Regions from separate parts of the Homo sapiens genome. Here region 2 is linked to region 1. The links are chromatin loops, found by intact Hi-C in ENCODE. Cell type or tissue: IMR-90. All regions are shown on one strand. Each heading gives the region's core, and the rest is flanking DNA. Links, peaks and the distances in the headings are about the cores only. Region 1 overlaps CACNB4 (calcium voltage-gated channel auxiliary subunit beta 4). Region 2 overlaps STAM2 (signal transducing adaptor molecule 2).

The links. Peaks named below come from ENCODE experiments on the same cell type or tissue, not always from the same donor. Only the 100,000 strongest peaks of a DNase experiment are listed, where the experiment ranks them.
Region 2: it touches region 1 in a loop (6-fold over the local background); 81 of 110 quality-filtered maps call a loop at or near these places.

Annotation. Positions count from the first base shown.
Region 1 is chr2:152,033,093-152,041,835 of GRCh38, reverse strand. All of the region lies in intron 2 of CACNB4 (calcium voltage-gated channel auxiliary subunit beta 4), which reads left to right. Among named protein-coding and RNA genes, the nearest start is that of CACNB4, 62 kb to the left of the region's middle. RefSeq lists an enhancer at 6,931-7,506. In IMR-90, for the core only: a CTCF peak has its summit at 4,791 (motif pointing left); a DNase peak (open chromatin) is centred at 4,775; H3K27me3 peaks cover 953 bases.
Region 2 is chr2:152,162,262-152,171,004 of GRCh38, reverse strand. The region is part of intron 1 of STAM2 (signal transducing adaptor molecule 2); the gene reads left to right. Among named protein-coding and RNA genes, the nearest start is that of STAM2, 9.1 kb to the left of the region's middle. In IMR-90, for the core only: no CTCF peak of the experiment used is centred there; a DNase peak (open chromatin) is centred at 4,114; H3K27ac peaks cover 490 bases.

The DNA.
Region 1 (8,743 bases), core at 171-8,170:
GTGGATGTTACTTGCAATAGTGCTAGACAGAACACTATCTTTTAATCACTTGCAAGATATCTCCCTTTTTGATGGTTTTGGAAGAAGAAAGAGAAGTCATACCCAAAGCCGTTTTTTTAATTCAGTTTTCCTTAGAAAATCAGAGGACTTCTGAAGATGTCTCCGACAATATAATCTCCATGTCTTTTGGTGATGGACTGATTTGTCCAGATGCTTCTTTCTTCCTGCAGTTTCTGTGCCCCAGTCTCCTATCAAAACTCAGAACTTTCATGGTAATGATTTTAGTAAACTCTCATAACCAGCAATAATATCCCTTCAGCCCCTGGCCTGGCCAACTGCCTACCTTCATGTTTCTTCCCACTGTCATATTATGATTTTAACTGGATTTAATAACTCGTGGCAAATTTAAACAGAAATTTATAGCCCCCATTACAGATTGCCCTTTACCTTCTTCCAGAAATGTTTCCCATAAGTACTGAGCTTATGCAACTAAAACATGATGATGACTTCTAAATTCATAGTTTATTAAACAGATTCTTGAGCTTAAGAACACAGATCTCTCTATACACAAAGGATTCTGCAGTGAAAAGTTCCAAAGGGGAATAAAGTAATACTTTGGGATTAGCAAATGAGAGAGAGAAAAATCATTTGTCTTTCTTAGTGTCTCACAATCATTATACTGAGTGCCAAAAGTTTGTGGGGAGAAACAGGAGGAAGAGCTTTATCCGAGGTTGAAATCCTAATGGCCTAATGGTGTTTCTCCCATGGAGTGTGGGGAGTCTGCTCCCAAAGGGCCCAAAAGGCTGAGGTCAGGCGATGCAGTCGTGGCTGTTTTGCCATGGTCTTTGAGGGCTTTGCCAAGATGACCAACATGGGGATTTGATCAAAATGCAATTTTGTTTATGTGGACATTTTCTCACTAGGAAATTGTCTTGAAAATACCAATTTGTTTCACAGAAAATATCAGCCAGGGGTTAATCACCATCATTTGGCACCGGCAGCATATGCATTTAGATGTGAACAAAGGACTACATTGTTAGATGAGTTGTAAAGGTTTTGCTAATCTTGAAAACTTCTTTTTAAATTTAATTAGCTGGCTGGAAACGGTGGCTCACGCCTGTAATCCTAGCACTTTGGGAGGCCGAGGCGAGTGTATCACCTGAGGTCAGGAGTTCAAACCAGCCTGGTCAACATGGTGAAACCTCGTCTCTACTAAAAATACAAAAATTAGCTGGGCATGGTGGTGTGCGCCTGTAATTCCAGTTACTCAGGAAGCTGAGGCAGTAGAATCACTTGAACCCAGGGGGCGGAGGTTGCAGTGAGCCGAGAATGTGCCACTGCACTCCAGCCTGGGTGACAGAGCAAGACTGTGTCTCAAAAAAATAAATGAATAAATAAAATAAAATAATACAAATAGATAAATAAAATTAATTAGCTGAAGAAAGTATCAGTGAAATGTGAGGGCATGAATAGACATGGCATTATATGCTTTGGTTCAATTATTATCTGAGCCAGATTTAATGATAGATATTTATAAATTTAAAGATTCTAGATGTCATTGAATTCTTTATAAAATGTAGGAGTTAAATACTGTGAGATAGGAGAATCATGAGCCTTCAGATTCAGCAGATGTATAAAATTCTACTTTTTAACTAGTATATGGGTTAGACCTCTTGGTATTTTTGATACTTAAAAAAACTCCCAGCTAATTTATTCAGAATAGCCCATAAATGAGACATTCCCATTTAGCCGCAATGAAAACTGGGGGCCATCACTTATCAGCCAGTACAATTTTTGTAGAAATAGAAGGTGGAATTAAAATTCTTATTCTTTTTGGATATAAAGTATACTCATTGCCTTAAGACCATTAAGTGACTTTAATCTTTGTCAACAAATTATGTCTTCGGTGTACACAAGAATCATATTGCCATAAACTTCTTCTTTTTTTCTGCATTCTCTATTTTAAATTCTTTTGAAAAATAGATGTTATTTTCCATATGGTCTGCTTCAGTGCTTACTTCATGCCTTCGACTATGTTTCTGAGGACTTACGTAGTTTTCCCTGAGCTTCGCTCTACTTTTCCAGGGTTGGAAGGAATACCTGCATTTCTGTGATCAGTGCTTGGTCCCACCCTACTCCCTTGCCTTGCCTGCCTGCCATGCACAGAGTGATCACTCATGTTTTATCAGATGTTTTCATTAAGACATAGAGCATATAACAAGGCTCTTATCCTCATAGAACAAATAATGTAGTTGGAAATGTAAGATAAAACCTATATGAAAACAAGAATATTCTAGGGCTCCATATGCTGCTTGGCAAGTGAACAGAGTAGGAGAAGTGTAGGCTTCCTCCAAAAGACTGGTCAGGGGAAGGTTTGGGTTCAGCATTGAGGGAATAGTAAGATTCTTTTTTTTTTTTTTGAGACAGAGTCTTGCTCTGTCGCCCAGGCTGGAGTGCAGTGTCGAGATCTCAGCTCACTGCAACCTCCGCCTCCCGGGTTCAAGCAGTTCTCTGCCTCAGCCTCCCGAGTAGCTAGGATTACAGGCACCCACCACCACACCTGGCTAATTTTTGTATTTTTAGTAGAGATGGGGTTTCACCATCTTGGCCAGTCTGGTCTTGAACTCCTGACCTCGTGATCCATCGGCCTCGGCCTCCCAGAGTGCTGGGATTACAGGTGTGAGCCACCGCGCTCGGCCCAATAATAAGATTCTTAAGTAGAGACCTCAGAAAACTATGTTTCTTGCTTTTTTTTAAATACAAGGAAATGTTTGCTTATACAGCTAAACCATTTTCTTTAAATGCTGTTTAATTATCCCTATATTAACTAAGCAAGCAATGACCTCAGTTCTGAATTACTGTATTATCTTTCCTCTATATCCGTCCAGAGCTCTAGCCAATGGGCCAGCAGGGAACATGAGGAAGTGTCACACCCTCTTGGGGTGGGGACATACAGGGCTGGGAAGAGAGGGGGAGATTTCCTGTCCAGAGTGTCCTGGGCTGGGAGGTGGAAGGCCTGAGGGAACTGTCCCTCTCCACCACTAACGTGTCCTAGCACCAGTCAGGGCCTCTGTCCCCATCTGTGTGGCCACAGCTGGTCACCCTCCTCCCAATCTCACATGCCATGAGTCTTTGAAAATGGCTGAGTTTGCAGCCTGTCCTGCTTTTATTGCCATGTCTTTTGTGGAAAGAGGAAAAGGAAGTCTCAGCCTCTGCTGTTAATGAGCTGTTATACGAGCCAGCAGGCTGCAGCAGAGTAGTGGGCCTTTCCTCTTCTGTGCCTCCAGCTGCTCACGCACACCTATCCTCTTCCATCTCCCAGCCAGACTCGGTGCTGAGGTAGAAGCCTGTGTCCCAGGTGCTCATCATCTCTGCTGAACACATTCATTATCTGCAATCAAGCTGCATTCCAGCTTCTTGCCAAACCCTTGTCTGTCAGTAGAAGCTGCATTGGGGATATACAGTCTGAATTTGGCTCATTAGGCCAAAGGCAAGCAGCAGAACTTGGAAAAGGCCGGGGAGGGCTGTTGCGTGGTTCTCAGCAACTTGTGCACACTCTGGTGTGAGAGTTACCAAACCCCAGAATTACAAGCTCACCAACCCCTTACTTTACAAGACTTTTTGTTCTGCATTCCCATTGCAGGCCAGCATCCTTGATGCTTTGAAGAATTTAGGAACTTTGCCATTGGCAGGATTTATGAAAGCTACCCCCACCTCCTGCCTCCAAATACAGCATGGTAGATCCCAGTAGGTTCCTGACATGCATTTCTTTGGGGGCCCTCTGATCCTCCCCAGTTTTCCTGGCCAGATGAATGCTGAAGATTCCCTGGGCCCTGCGTTTTGTCACGGCCTCCTTGGGGGTGGTTCCCTTCTGCATCCAGCTGTTGCAGCCTGGCTCTGTGTTCACTGCAGGCTGGGGCCCGGCCAGCTCCCTGCTGTAGCAGTTGGTGAGCAGCTCCAAGGATGAGGGGGGAGCAGCAGTGCTGCAGGCCTGCTGAGGTCTTGGCTCACGGTGGCTCCCCTGGCTGACTTTTGACCAAATGGGAGAAGAAAAATCTTCCCTCCTCCCTTTAGGTCTCAGAGGGAGGCCATGTCTCCCTAGAGCATTTCTTTCTCTCCCTCCCATCCTTAGGAAAAGAAGAGTGTCATCCTAAATGCTGTGCCTTCACCTGAGAGGGGATATGTGCTTTTGGTCTAAGCAAGAAGAATGAGAAAAATTTAGGCTCACTGGGAGTCAGAAGGTCACATTATTCAGTTGTTCATGGAATACTTCAAAATGTGTGAGCATTTATTTCTTGCCTCTCTTTTGGCTTTGAAATACCTTAAAACAAGTCAGATACGTAAGCATTTGCAGAAGCAGGGTGTAAGTAGATTTAAGAACGGCACGATTCCTCTGTAATGTCCACAGACATATTTCTTTAGCAAAGATTGACATTTGGGCCAAAGCAGGATTTATTTATTCTTGCAATCACTCAGTTTGTAAATTGACGGGATATAGATTGCCACAGAAGCACTTCCCTGATTCATATTCAAAGGAGAGTCTTGTTATATTATTAGGTATAGCAAGTGTGTTATTGTTAATATCCACCTTTGAGTACTTGTTCAAAGGAGATAAGCAGGATATTATATTATTTCTAACCAAACCAAGCTTCTCAGACATCACTCATTGAGAAGGTAACAAAACAGAAGCCCAGGGAAGAATACCCTACATAAGTGCTTGGGAACCTATGCCCCCGCAAGAATCAACTGGCCTGAGCCGCAAGTGTGGAAATGGTCTACATGCGCCATCTTGTGGCTAAGGCCATCAAGAACGTTTGGAGATAGAAACACCCAAATAAGAGTTCTGCTCAGGTTCACTGCCTTTTTGAAGCTGAAGTTCATGATAGCTGCTTTCTAGCATCTAGTGCACTTCCTGGGATTCTCAATTAATATTTGTCAGGTGAAACTCTTCGAAGGAATCTCATGTCATGGCAGAGTATACTTGTTCTATGTTACACTAGAAGGCATAGCCAAGACTGACATGTCCTCCAGCCATGGTCCAAGGCCGTTGTGTCCAAAATAAGACAGAATACTCTAAACATGGTCTGAGTAGCCTAAAGTAACCCAGAAATATTACTTCCAAGACTCTGGAAAGTCTGCTTCTAGAGGTCGACATCCTCACTGAAATCTGCCTTTCACCACACTTAACACTTTAAAAAAAATTAATGTGGTAAAAAACATGTAACATAAAATTTACTGGCCAGGCACAGTGGTTCATGCCTATAATTCCAGCACTTTGGAAGTCTAGGAGAGCAGATCACCTAAGGTCAGGAGTTCGAGACCAGCCTGGCCAACATGGTGAAATCCTGTCTCTACTTAAAGTACAAAAATTAGCCAGGCATGGTGGCGCGCGCCTGTAATCCCAGCTACTTGGGAGGCGGAGGCAAGAGCATTGCTTGAACCTGGAAAGCAGAGGTTGCAGTGAGCCAAGATTCTGCCACTGCCCTCCTGCCTGGGAGACAGAGCAAGACTCTCAAAACAAAACAAAACATAAAATTTAGCATTTTAACCATTTTTAAGTGTACAGTACAGCAGTGTTAACTATATGCAGTCCATTATGCAACAGATCCCTAGAACTTTTTCATCTTGCAAAACTGAAATTCTATATCCATTGAACAACAACTACCTGTTACCACCTCCTCCCGGTGCTTGGCAACCACATTATATTTTCTACTTCTAAGAGTTTTACTGCTTTGGATACCCCATATAAGTGGAATCATGCAGTATCTTTTTTGTGACTGGCTTATTTCACTTAACGTCTTCAAGTTTCATCCACGTTACATATGGCAGGATTTCCTCCTTTTTTAAGGCTGAATAATATTGTCTGCATACGCCACATTTTGTTTATCCATTCATGCATAGATGGACATTTAGGTTGCTTCCACATCTTGGCTATTGTGAATAATGCTGCGGTGAACACAGTGTGCACATTTAACAGTTTTATTCTCAATGATATGATGGAGTTTAAAAATCTTATGGAGAATTTAATTTATTCTTGAAGTTTTAAACTCAAATGCTTGAGGGGTAAAAGCTTGAGAAGTGTCTGTTGGTTAATCTGAGCTATTCTTGCGGTTTGTCTAACAAGGACAATCTTAATCCATATCAGGTGCATCTTAATACATACATACATATATATATATATATAGAGAGAGAGAGAGAGAGAGAGGGAGAGGGAGGGAGAGAGAGAGAGAGAAAGAGAGAGAGAGAGGGAGAGAGAGAGAGAGAGAAAGAGAGAGAGAGACGGAGTTTCGCTCTGTTGCCCAGGCTGGAGTGCAATGGCACGATCTCAGCTCACCGCAACCTCCGCCTCCCGGGTTCAAGCGATTCTCCTGCCTCAGTCTCCTGAGTAGTTGGGATTACAGGCATGTGCCACCATGTCTGGCTAATTTTGTATTTTTAGTAGAGATGGGGTTTCTCCATGTTGGCCAAGTTGGTCTTGAACTCCCGACCTCAGGTGTACTGCCTGCCTTGGCCTCCCAAAGTGCTGGGATTACAGGCATGAGCCACTGCTCCCGGCCTGCGAATATATTTTTTAAAGTTGCCTTGAATCATTTTTGGAGCAAGACAGTGAATAAATATACAAAAGAAAATCATCCGTTTAAGAAAGTGCTTGCTTTCTGTGAAGCATCTGGCTATTGCTTGTAACATGGTGGAGTTGATGTCAGACATTATGTCTCTCACTGAACGTCACTTTCCTTCTCCTGCCCGGAGGTTTGGGATTTTGAAGGGCATTGGATTATAAAGTGCACTTGCCAATTTGTGATTAGGTCTGGAAATGGGGAATTTGTTCATTTAACAGCAGGTGCCACTTGATCAACCACTGCCAATACTTTTGCCGCGGACTTCCCAGGACTCCAGCTGCACTCACGATTCCTTTGGTCAACTGTTCTGCCTCAAGCCTGCTGTAGATGCCACTGAGAATAGAAAGTTGAAACCAGTTGATCCCAGTGAAGCAGCACCACACAGTACTTATTAGAGACTAAGAAGCCAGGGAACACTTTTCCTCATAATTTTTTTTCCTTACCCCAGGGGTTAGTGTGTTTAAAAGAGCACTGTGGGGGTGCTGTTGTAGAAAGCAGCAACTCTGTATCGGATGCCATCCCCTGGTGTTTTAAAGGCAGGATTACAAACATCTAGAGAGGAAAACAAAAAACAAAAACAAAACCCACATTCTCTAATTCATATACAGATCGTTAAGTGAGAATGGAATTTATGCGATGCTTTTCATGATGGGGGATTTTCTGCAAGGGAAGCCGCTTGCCCATTTTGTGGTAACGGCTTGAAATAAAGGAGAGGCCGGAGCAGGCAGCAAGGTTAGCTTGCTCTTGCAGGATAAGCGTTGTCCTTGCTCTCAGTTCCCCTGCTGTGTGGCCTGGTCCCTTCCTTGTTATCACCCTTCACCAGAGCCCTGTGTGAGGGCCCTAATGGAGACTTCAAGAGCTTTTAGTTCACTAGGTACTGCCACCTGCATCCACTCTCTGCTTTTCCTTCCCCTGCAGGTCTCATGTGTCCAGCATAGAAGTATTTTTAAGACCTACTTTGCAAGACGTGACTTCTGTTGGGATTTTAATTTGAAATGAAATTTAAATGTACCAACCCTGGGCATTCCGATCATTTAATAGACCTGTTGGGAGACAAGTAATGAGGAGAAAGCCACTCCGAGTCCATCTTGCTCTTAAGCCTGACAGGTTTTATTTGGAAGTGCTGCCTGTTAGTGAGGGAGAAATGCTCATTTCTTTTTTTTCCTGTGTAAGGAACTGTTGAACTTAATTTTCCCCCCCAGGTGTTAGGAGACAGGAATTAAAAATAGTATGTGACCCAGACACACCAAGCAATACAAAGTTCTTGCTTCTATTATGTTGCTAACTACCTGCATCTTGTTAATAAGGAAGGGAAATGTCTGTTACCTACAAACTGAAGGAGTGAATGATTTGATTGAGGGAAATCTGAAATACCACGAGAATTAGAGAAGTCCTCACAAAAGGGCAAAAGCTTACATTTTTCATTTTTCTCTTTATTTCATGTGACTTTGGCCTTAAAGTCCTCCTTCCCACTTTCTCACACCCCCACTAGCTGAATGTTGTGTCAGATTATTTAGAACTTTCTAAATAGGGGAGAAAATTTTTTTTCCCCAAGTTTGGCTCCTACGTCCTTTGAGACTATACCGTCTGTGCAGGAGAATTTATAAAAAGATGGGAGGTTTGGGTGCCGGTTTCCTTTTTGGAAATGGTATTTACCCAGATCACAGTGAATCTGCCTCTCGCCTTAAATGGCAGAGGATGATAGGGTAGGATCTTCACGTGCTAGAAAGGCAGCTGGAAGCCATGTGGAGACCTCAGGAGACCTGAACTACAAGGGTATCTAAGCAACTGTGGCTGCTGGAGTTGAAGGAGGGAGTCTGAAGTTGCTCTTCTAGGATGCTGGTCGCATCCCCTCAGTCCCCTCCCTGTTGTTTTCAGTCACTTCAGAGAGGTGGTGGCAGCCCGTCTACACCACCAAGCGGGGATTTAATGGAAGCATTTCATTTGCTTCAGCAAGTCAAAAGCTGCCCTTTTGTAAAAACGTGTAAGCATGCCTCTTCATCCTCATTCCCCCACCCCGCTTCTCCTCATTCATTATTTAACCAGCCGCCTGGGTCTTCTTTCTGCTCTCAAGCATGCCAGTCCCTTCCCCACCTGGGGACCTTGGCCCTGTCTGTTCCTCT
Region 2 (8,743 bases), core at 424-8,423, 130 kb before region 1:
TTCTTTTTTGAGACGGAGTCTTGCTCTGTCGCCCAGGCTGGAGTGCAGTGGTGTAATCTCAGCTCACTGCAACCTCTGCTTCCCAGGTTCAAGCAATTCTTGTGCCTCAGCCTCCCGAGTAGCTGGGGTTACAGGTGCGCACCACCATGCTCGGCTAATTTTGCATTTTTTAGCAGAGATGGGATTTCGCCATGTTGGCCATGCCAGTTTCGAACTCCTGACCTTAGGTGATCTGCCTGCCTTGGCCTCCCAAAGTGCTGGGATTACAGGCGTGAGCCACCGTGCCTGGCCCATTCAGCATTTCTTCGTGAGAGTTATTCATGTTGATGTTTGTAGCTCTAGGTTATAAATTTTAATGGCTGCGTGATACTATACTACTATATGAATATGCATTATCTGTTGTCCTATTGACGAACATGACTTTGTTTTCAATTTCTTGCACCTACAGACAGCTCTGTATTGAAAGTTTTTATCTATGTTTTCTTGTGTTTATGGGTGCAAGATTCTTTTTTTTTTTTTTTTGAGACGGAGTCTTGCCCTGTCACCCAGGCTGGAGTGCAGTGGCGCGATCTCAGCTCGCTGCAACCTCCATCTCCCAGGTTCAAATGATTTTCCTGCCTCAGCCTCCCAAGTAGCTGGGATTACAGACGCCTGCTACCATGCCCAGGTAATTTTTTTTTGTATTTTTAGTAGAGACGGGGTTTCACATGTTGGCCAGGCTGGTCTCGAACTCCTGACCTCGTGATCCGCCCGTCTTGGCCTCCCAAAGTGCTGGGATTACAGATATGAGCCACTGTGCCCAGTGGAGTGCAAAATTCTTAAAGGTTGTCGTCTTGAAGGGGAATTCTTCAGTAGAAGTGTAGCTCTTGGCCTGGTGTGGTGGCTCATGCCTGTAATCCCAGCACTTTGGGAGGCTGAGGTGGACAAATCTTCTGAGGTCAGGAGTTTGAGACCAGCCTGGCCAACATGATGAAACGTGTCTCTACTGAAAATACAAAACTTAGCTGAGTGTGGTGGTGAATGCCTGTCATCTCAGCTACTCGGGAGGCTGAGGTAGAAGAATCACTTGAACCTGGGAGGCGGAGATTGTGCCACTGCACTCCAGCTGGGGCAACAGAGTGAGACTCCATCTCAAAAAAAAAAAAAAAGTGTAGCTCTTGCAAAGTTGCCCTTCCAAGTGTTTGTTGATTTCCCTCCTGTCAGCAGTGAAATTCCTGTTGTTCCACATCCTCACTAATGCTGAGCATTGTCAGATTTTCTAATTTATGCCTATCTGATGAATATGAAGTAAGACATTGTTTTCATTTCATTTTCTATTTCTACTTCATTGCCAGTGAAGATGAGCATTTTTTCATATGTTTCTTCATCATTCTGTTTTCTTTTTCTATAAATTGCCTGCTCATTACTTTTATTATTCTGTTGGGTTACTTTTTAAAAATTGATGGCAGGGTGCAGTGACTCACACCTGCAATCCAAACACTTGGTGGATTGCTTGATCTCAGGAGTTCGAGATCAGTCAGGGCAACATGATGAAACCCCATCTCTACAAAAAATACAAAAATTAGCTGAGCATGGTGGCGCGCACCTGTAGTCCGAGCTACTCGGGAGATGGAGGTGGGAGGATGGCTTGAGCTAGGGAGGTTGAGGCTGCAGTGAGCCATGATTGCATCACTGCACTCCAGCCTGGGTGACAGAGCCAGATCCTGTCTCCCGAACAAAACAAAAAAACGAAACCAAAAACCAACACCAAAAAATAAAACAAAATTGATTTTTAGAGTTCCAGATACATTTCTTACTAATCTTTAGTTGGGTATGTATGTTACAAATCTGTATTCTAGTTCTGTTTGTTTCTGCTGTCTTTTATTGTAAAGAAAATGTGGGTTTTCACTTAGTGATATTTGTCATTCTCCCTTAATTTTATTTTTCTTAAGAAAGGCTTCAGGGCTGAGTGTGGTGGCTCACACCTGTAGTAAAGAAAAGAAACCCTTCTCCACCCTGAGGTTATACAGATATTTTCATATTTTCTTCTGCAAGTTTTACTAAACTTTTGATTTTCACATTTAGGTCTTTGATCCACCAGGAATTAATTTTTGTATAAGGTCTGCGGAGGAATTGAATTGGATAACCAGTTGACAATAGACAATAATCAATTGTCTAATCACTGTGGATTGAATTGTCTGTTTTTTCCCCACTGTTTTATAATTGTCTTAGCTATTTTGGGCATTTCAAATGGATTATATGACAGATTGGTTAAAATCATTATACAAGGGAATTTCTTGTAGGTTTTTAGGATGTAAGAGAAAAGACATTATAATTTTATTTTTGTTTCACATCAGCTGATATTGATGGTTTAAAATATATTTTTATTCCTTAATAACATTTAATGATAAGCTTATGTATAATTTGTAAGTAAGTCAAGAAGAGAATGATTTTCTGCCAGTGAATATACAACATAATACTATAGCAGTGTAGTTAGGTGGATGTGTCTCTAGCATGGCTTTTGTTTAAATAAAGGACCTCAGAGGTGTTGCGTGTAATAGGCCTTGTGGCTGGGCGCGGTGGCTCATGCCTATAATCCCAGCACTTTGGGAGGTCGAGGTGGGCGGATTACAAGGTCAGGAGTTCGAGACCAGCCTGACCAACATGGTGACACCCCATCTTTACTAAAAATACAAAAATTAGCCGGACATGTGGTGCATGCCTGTAGTCCCAGCTACTCGGGAGGCTGAGGCAGGAGAATCACTTGAACCCGGGAGGCAGAGGTTGCAGTGAGCCAAGATCGCGCCACTGCACTCCAGCCCGGACGACAGAGCGAGACTCCATCTCAAAAGAAAAAAAAAATAGGCCTTGTATATAAGTATGTAGGGTAGGATATCAAACTCTGGTTACTTGACAAGTGATGGTTCTAACCACCTATTACCCAGGTATCAAAATGAAACTTAAGGATATATCATTTCTTTATCTCTTGTTATTTTTTTCCTCCTTGGTTGTCTATTGTCCTTTAATCTGACCACTTTTCTTCTCCCCCTTCCTTGATTTTTCATTTTGTCTTAAGTTAAAAAGCTTTTATTTTATTTTATTTTTTCTTCTTTTTTGAGACACAGCCTCACTCAGTCGCCCAGGCTGAAGTGCAGTGGTACAATCTCAGCTCACTGCAGCCTCTGTCTCCTGGGTTCAAGCAATTCTCCTACCTCAGCCTCCTGAGTAGCTGGGATTACAGGCACCCACCACCATGCCTGGCTAATTTTTAATTATTTATTTATTTATTTTTTTCTAGAAATGAGGTTTCACCATGTTGTCCAGGCTGGTCTTGGACTCCTGACCTCAAGTGATTCACCTGCCTCGGCCTCCCAAAGTGCTGGGATTATAGGAGTGAGCCACCATGCCTGGCCTAAGTTACAAAGTCTTTAAAAGTGTTTTTGCTTACAGTCTTTTTCCTGTTATAAAAATATCAGCTAATTGGCAATATTTGTCCAACACCATGGGTGAGAAGGATATTAGTTCCTGAGGCATTTTGGTATTGTTGAAACATTCTTTTCCCTCATCCTTTGTTTTTTAGGATTAAGTTTCACATTGACTTATTGGCATCTGCTATCTTTTTTGGTGTAGTAAGTGTTGCTCCCAGCTTTTAGACTTCCTTTAGCGTTATTTTCTTAATGGGTCTGTGGCTGCTATGCTTAAAGGACAAGCACCTCTCTGTCCCTATAGCACCTTGTGGAACATTTACAGTTCTTCACCATGGAGACCTGTTATGGCGATCTCTGTTGCATTCAGGGAGGCCTTTCTTTAGTTTCCTCCAGTTAAGAAATGTTGAAAATGAAGTGTCTTGTGAAGTAGTTCCAGTTCTTACTGACTTTTAATGCAAGCTCAGAACTGTGTTTAATCTCATATTTAAAAAAAGCATGAAGGGAAATGATGAAGGATTTAAAAAATTTTATTATGTACAGTCTCCCTCATATTTAGTGTAATTTTTAAATGATAGCAGTTGGATGAAAAATCTGTTATTCAGTGAAATTGTTATTGTATCTGAAAACTCGCAAACTATTTTCTTGGTCGGTAAACGTACCCTTAGTAAGCACTTGCTTATTTTCATTTGCAATATGAGAATTGTAGTGACTCAGAATTTTACTTCTCATTTGTACTAAAAGTTTTTTTTATTCTTATCTGGAGCAGCAGCTTTTACTTTCATTTGTCATGGGATGAATTATCTTAACCTTCTCTTCTAAAAAAAGATCTGCTTAAAGAAATCTAGCATGTGCAGTGTTTTGGTTTGTCCCCAGCAGTACTAAGTCCTTGAGGTGGAGGGTTGAAGGGGAAGAACTTTTTTTTTTTCAAACATTAATACCTTATTAGGTTCTCTTAAGTTACCTGATAATGAATAAACCTTTATATTTAATGGAGAGATTGAACCTAAGAAGGTCATTGTGGCAGATATCTGGGAATGGCCATTGTCCCCTGAAAATTATTGACATTCTGAAGTGGCCACCTGCTTATAGGTGTTAAGAATAGGCTGTGTATATATGTATGTAGGGTAGGATATCAAACTCTGGTTACTTGACAACTATCAGTTCTAACCATCTATCACCCAGATATCAAAATAAAACTTAAGGATATATCATTTCTTTATCTCTTGTTATTTTTTTCCTCCTTGGTTGTTTTTTGTCTCTGAATCTGACCACTCCTCTTCTTCCCCTGCCTTGATTTTTCATTTTGTCATATTACTCCAGTTTTATGTCAGAAATTTGTCACTACATGATGATGTAGTCTTAAAATTTTTAGCTATTCTAGTGGGTATGTCATTGTGGGCTTTGTCGTTGTTGTTGTTGTTTTTGAGACAGAGCCTTGCTCTGCCCCCCAGCCTGGAATGCAGTGGCGTGATCTGGGCTCACTGCACCCTCCACCTCCCAGGTTCAATCTGGGACTACAGATGTGCACCACCATGCCTGGCTAGTTTTTGTATTTTCAGTAGAGACAGAGTTTCGCTGTGTTGGCCAGGCTGGTCTGCAACTCCTGGCCTTATGTAATCCGCCCGCCTTGACCTCCCGCAGTGCTGGAGTTACAGGCATAAGCCACTGTGCCCGGCCTTCATTGTAGTTTTAATGTGCATTTACTTGATAACTCTTGATTTTGGGCACGTTTAAATATATTTATTTGCTAAATGAATGTTCTCTTTTTCAAAGTACTACTTGTTTAAATATTTTGTCCATTTTTCTTTTCACTTAATTTTCACAACTCTTTTAAGCACGGCAGCTATTTTAATCTCCATTTGACAAATGAGAACATGGATTTGGGTTTGAGTCAGAATGGAGGTGAACTACTCCAAAGCTTATAAGCTAGTAAGAAAGCTTCAGAGATGGATGTAGGCAAGGCAGGTCCTCGTTGTTTTATTGGTGATGTGTATCCCGCGCCACCCCCCTGAAGCCTGACAGTACTCCACAGGTGCATACGGAGTGTGCATAATGGTTTTCTCAGTCTGCAGAGGTAATGTAATCATCTGCCTGGCCTGTTTGCTTTTGATTCTCTATCTGTAACTTTTTGGCATGTTAGTGGCTGCCTTGGAGACTTTTTTTTTTTGAGACAGAGTCTCGTTCTGTTGCCCAGGCTGGAGTGCAGTGGCGCTATCTCGGCTCACTGCAACCTCTGCCTCCTGGGTTCAAGCAATTCTCCTGCCACAGCCTCCTGAGGAGTTGGGACTACAGGTGCATGCCACCATGCCCAGATAATTTTTTGTATTTTTTTTTTTAATAGAGACGAGGTTTCGCTGTGTTAGCCAGGCTCGTCTTGATCTCCTGACCTCATGATCTGCCCGCCTCGGCCTCCCAAAGTGCTGGGATTGCAGGCATGAGCCACCGCGCCCGACCGACTCATTTTTCCTTTATCCCAGCCACTAGAAAATGTCTAGCACATTATGCTTCCTAATAGGCCTATTACAATGGAAATTATAACATGTATGCTTCTGCCCTGTCTCCTGAGTAAGGGTGTGTGTAAATGAGTGTGCTCGTTTTGTGGAGTTAGGGGGACGTGGTTCTCACCTAACAGGATTACAGAGGGTATTTTGGAAATATCAGCCAAGAAGAAAGTGAACTTGTAGGAAAATAAAGGCTGGCCCCAGGATTTTTGCCTTTTTAATAGATGGTTTAAAATATTAAAGGACAGTAAAAGGTAATTTTTATGTGTTTTTCCCCCTTCTTTTCGTCCTGGCTCCCCTTATGCTCAATTCTCTCAACTCCTCCTAGTCGCCCCAGAAATGTTGGTGGTGACATGAGAAATGAATAGAATGGCAATGACTGATCTGTATTCCATCAGAGGAAGCAGCTCTTAAATATATTGTATTATTATATGGTTTAGTAAATGGAGTTAATCAGCTGGGCGCAGTGGCTCACGCTTTTAATCCCAGCAGTTTGGGAGGCCAAGGTGGGCAGATCACCTGAGGTCGGGAATTTGAGACCAGCCTGACCAACATGGAAAAACCCTGTCCCTACTAAAAATACAAAATTAGCCCGGCGTGGTGGCGCATGCCTGTAATCCCGGCTACTCAAGAGGCTGAGGCAGGAGAGTCGTTTGAACTCGGGAGGCAGAGGTTTGCATTGAGCCAAGATCGTGCCATTGCACTCCAGCCTGGGCAACAAGAGTGAAACTGCATCTCAAAAAAAAAAAAAAAAAGTTAATCATGGCATTCTGCCTGATTCTTTGCTTGTAAACGAGAGTTGAATTTGCATGTTTCCTATTCAGTGTGTTTAAGATATGTATTATCGGGGAACCCACCTCCAATATTTCAACATAGGTTCTATTTTTCCTAAGTGTCGGCCAGTCTGAGAAATAGAGAGAAAGAGTACAAAGAGAAGAATTTTACAGCTGGGCCACCAGGTCATTACGGGCCGTAGGTCCGTAATGCCCCACCAGAGCTGCAAAATCAGCAAGTTTTTATTAAGGATTTCAAAAGGGGAGGGGGTGTACGAACAGGGAGTAGGTCATAAAGATCACATGCTTCTGAGGCCAATAAAGATCACAAGGCAAAGGGCAGAATTAGAATTACTGATGAGGGTCTGTGTTCAGCTGTGCACATATTGTCTTGATAAACATCTTAACAGAAAACAGAGTTCAAGAGCAGAGAACCAGTCTGACCAAAATTTACCAGGCTGGAGTTTCCCAATCCTAGTAAGCCTGAGGGTACTGCAGGAGACCAGGGCGTATTTCAGTCCTTATCTCAACCGCATAAGACACACACTCCCAGAGCGGCCGTTTATAGACCTCTTCCCAGGAATGCAATTCTTTTCCTAGGGTCTTAATATTTAGTATTCCTTGCTAGAAGAAGAATTTAGCAATATCTCTCCTACTTGCACATCTGTTTATAGACTCTCTGCAAGAAGAAAAATATGGCTCTTTTTGCCCTACCCCGCAGGCAGTCAGACCTTATGGTTATCTTCTCTTGTTCCCTAAAATCACTGTTATTCTGTTCTTTTTTAAGGTGCACCAATTTCATATTGTTCAAACACACGTGTTTTACAATCAGATTTATTATTCAAACACACGTCTTTTACAATCAATTTGTACAGTTAATGCAATCATCACAGGGTCTTGAGTTGACATACATTCTCAGCTTACGAAGATAACAGGATTAAGAAATTAAAGACAGGCATAAGAAATTATAAGAGTATTATTTGGGAACTGATAAATGTCCATGAAATCTTCATAATTTATGTTCAGAGATTGCAGTAAAGACAGTCATAAGAAATGATAAAAGTATTAATTTTGGGAGCTGATAAATATCCATGAAATCTTCACAATTTATGTTCCTCTGCTACGGCTCCAGCCAGTCCCTCCATTCGTTCTGGGTCCCTGACTTCTTGCAACAATGTATATACATAGGGAAACAGAAAAACTATGTTAATTTGGCAATTTTGAACAAAAATTCCTCTCAAGAGGCAGTTTAATATAGTGATTTGAACCTGGAGCACACACCCTGAGCCAGATGGCACAAATTGAAATCTATTTTATTGCTTACTAGCTGTATAACCTTGTGCTAGTTATTTAATAATTTTCTGGACCAGGCACAGTGGCTCATGCCTGTAATCCCAGCACTTTGGGAGGCTGAGGCGGGCAGATCACCTGAGGTCAGGAGGAGTTCGAAACCAGTGTGACCAACATGGTGAAACCTTGTCTCTACTAAAAATACAAAAATTAAAAAAAAAAAAAATTACCCAGGCATGGTGGCGTGCGCCTATATCCCAGCTACTTGGGATGCTGAGGCGGGAGAATCACTTGAACCAGGGAGGCGTAGGTTGCAGTGAGCCAAGATCGCGCCACTATACTCCAACCTGGGCAACAGAGTGAGACTGTATCTCAAATTATAATAATAAGAATAATTTTCTGTGTCTCAGCTTCCCCATTTATATAGTTTTTATTTTTATTTATTTATTTTATATGCAAAGTTGTAAAATAACCCAGCCCAGGCTGGAGTACAGTGGCACAATCATAGCTCACTGTAACCTCAAACTCCTGGGCTCATGTATTCTCCTGCCTCAGCCTTCTGAGTACCTAGAACTACAGGTGCGCATCACCGTACCAGACTACTATTTCAATTTTTTTTTTTAAGAGGTGAGGGATCTCACTATGTTGCCCAGGCTGGTCTTGAACTCCTGGACTCTCAAGTGATCCTCCTGCCTTGGCCTCCCAAAGTGCTAGGATTACAGCTGTGAGCCACCGGGCCCAGTCCCCACTTATGGGGATCCTTCATTTGATT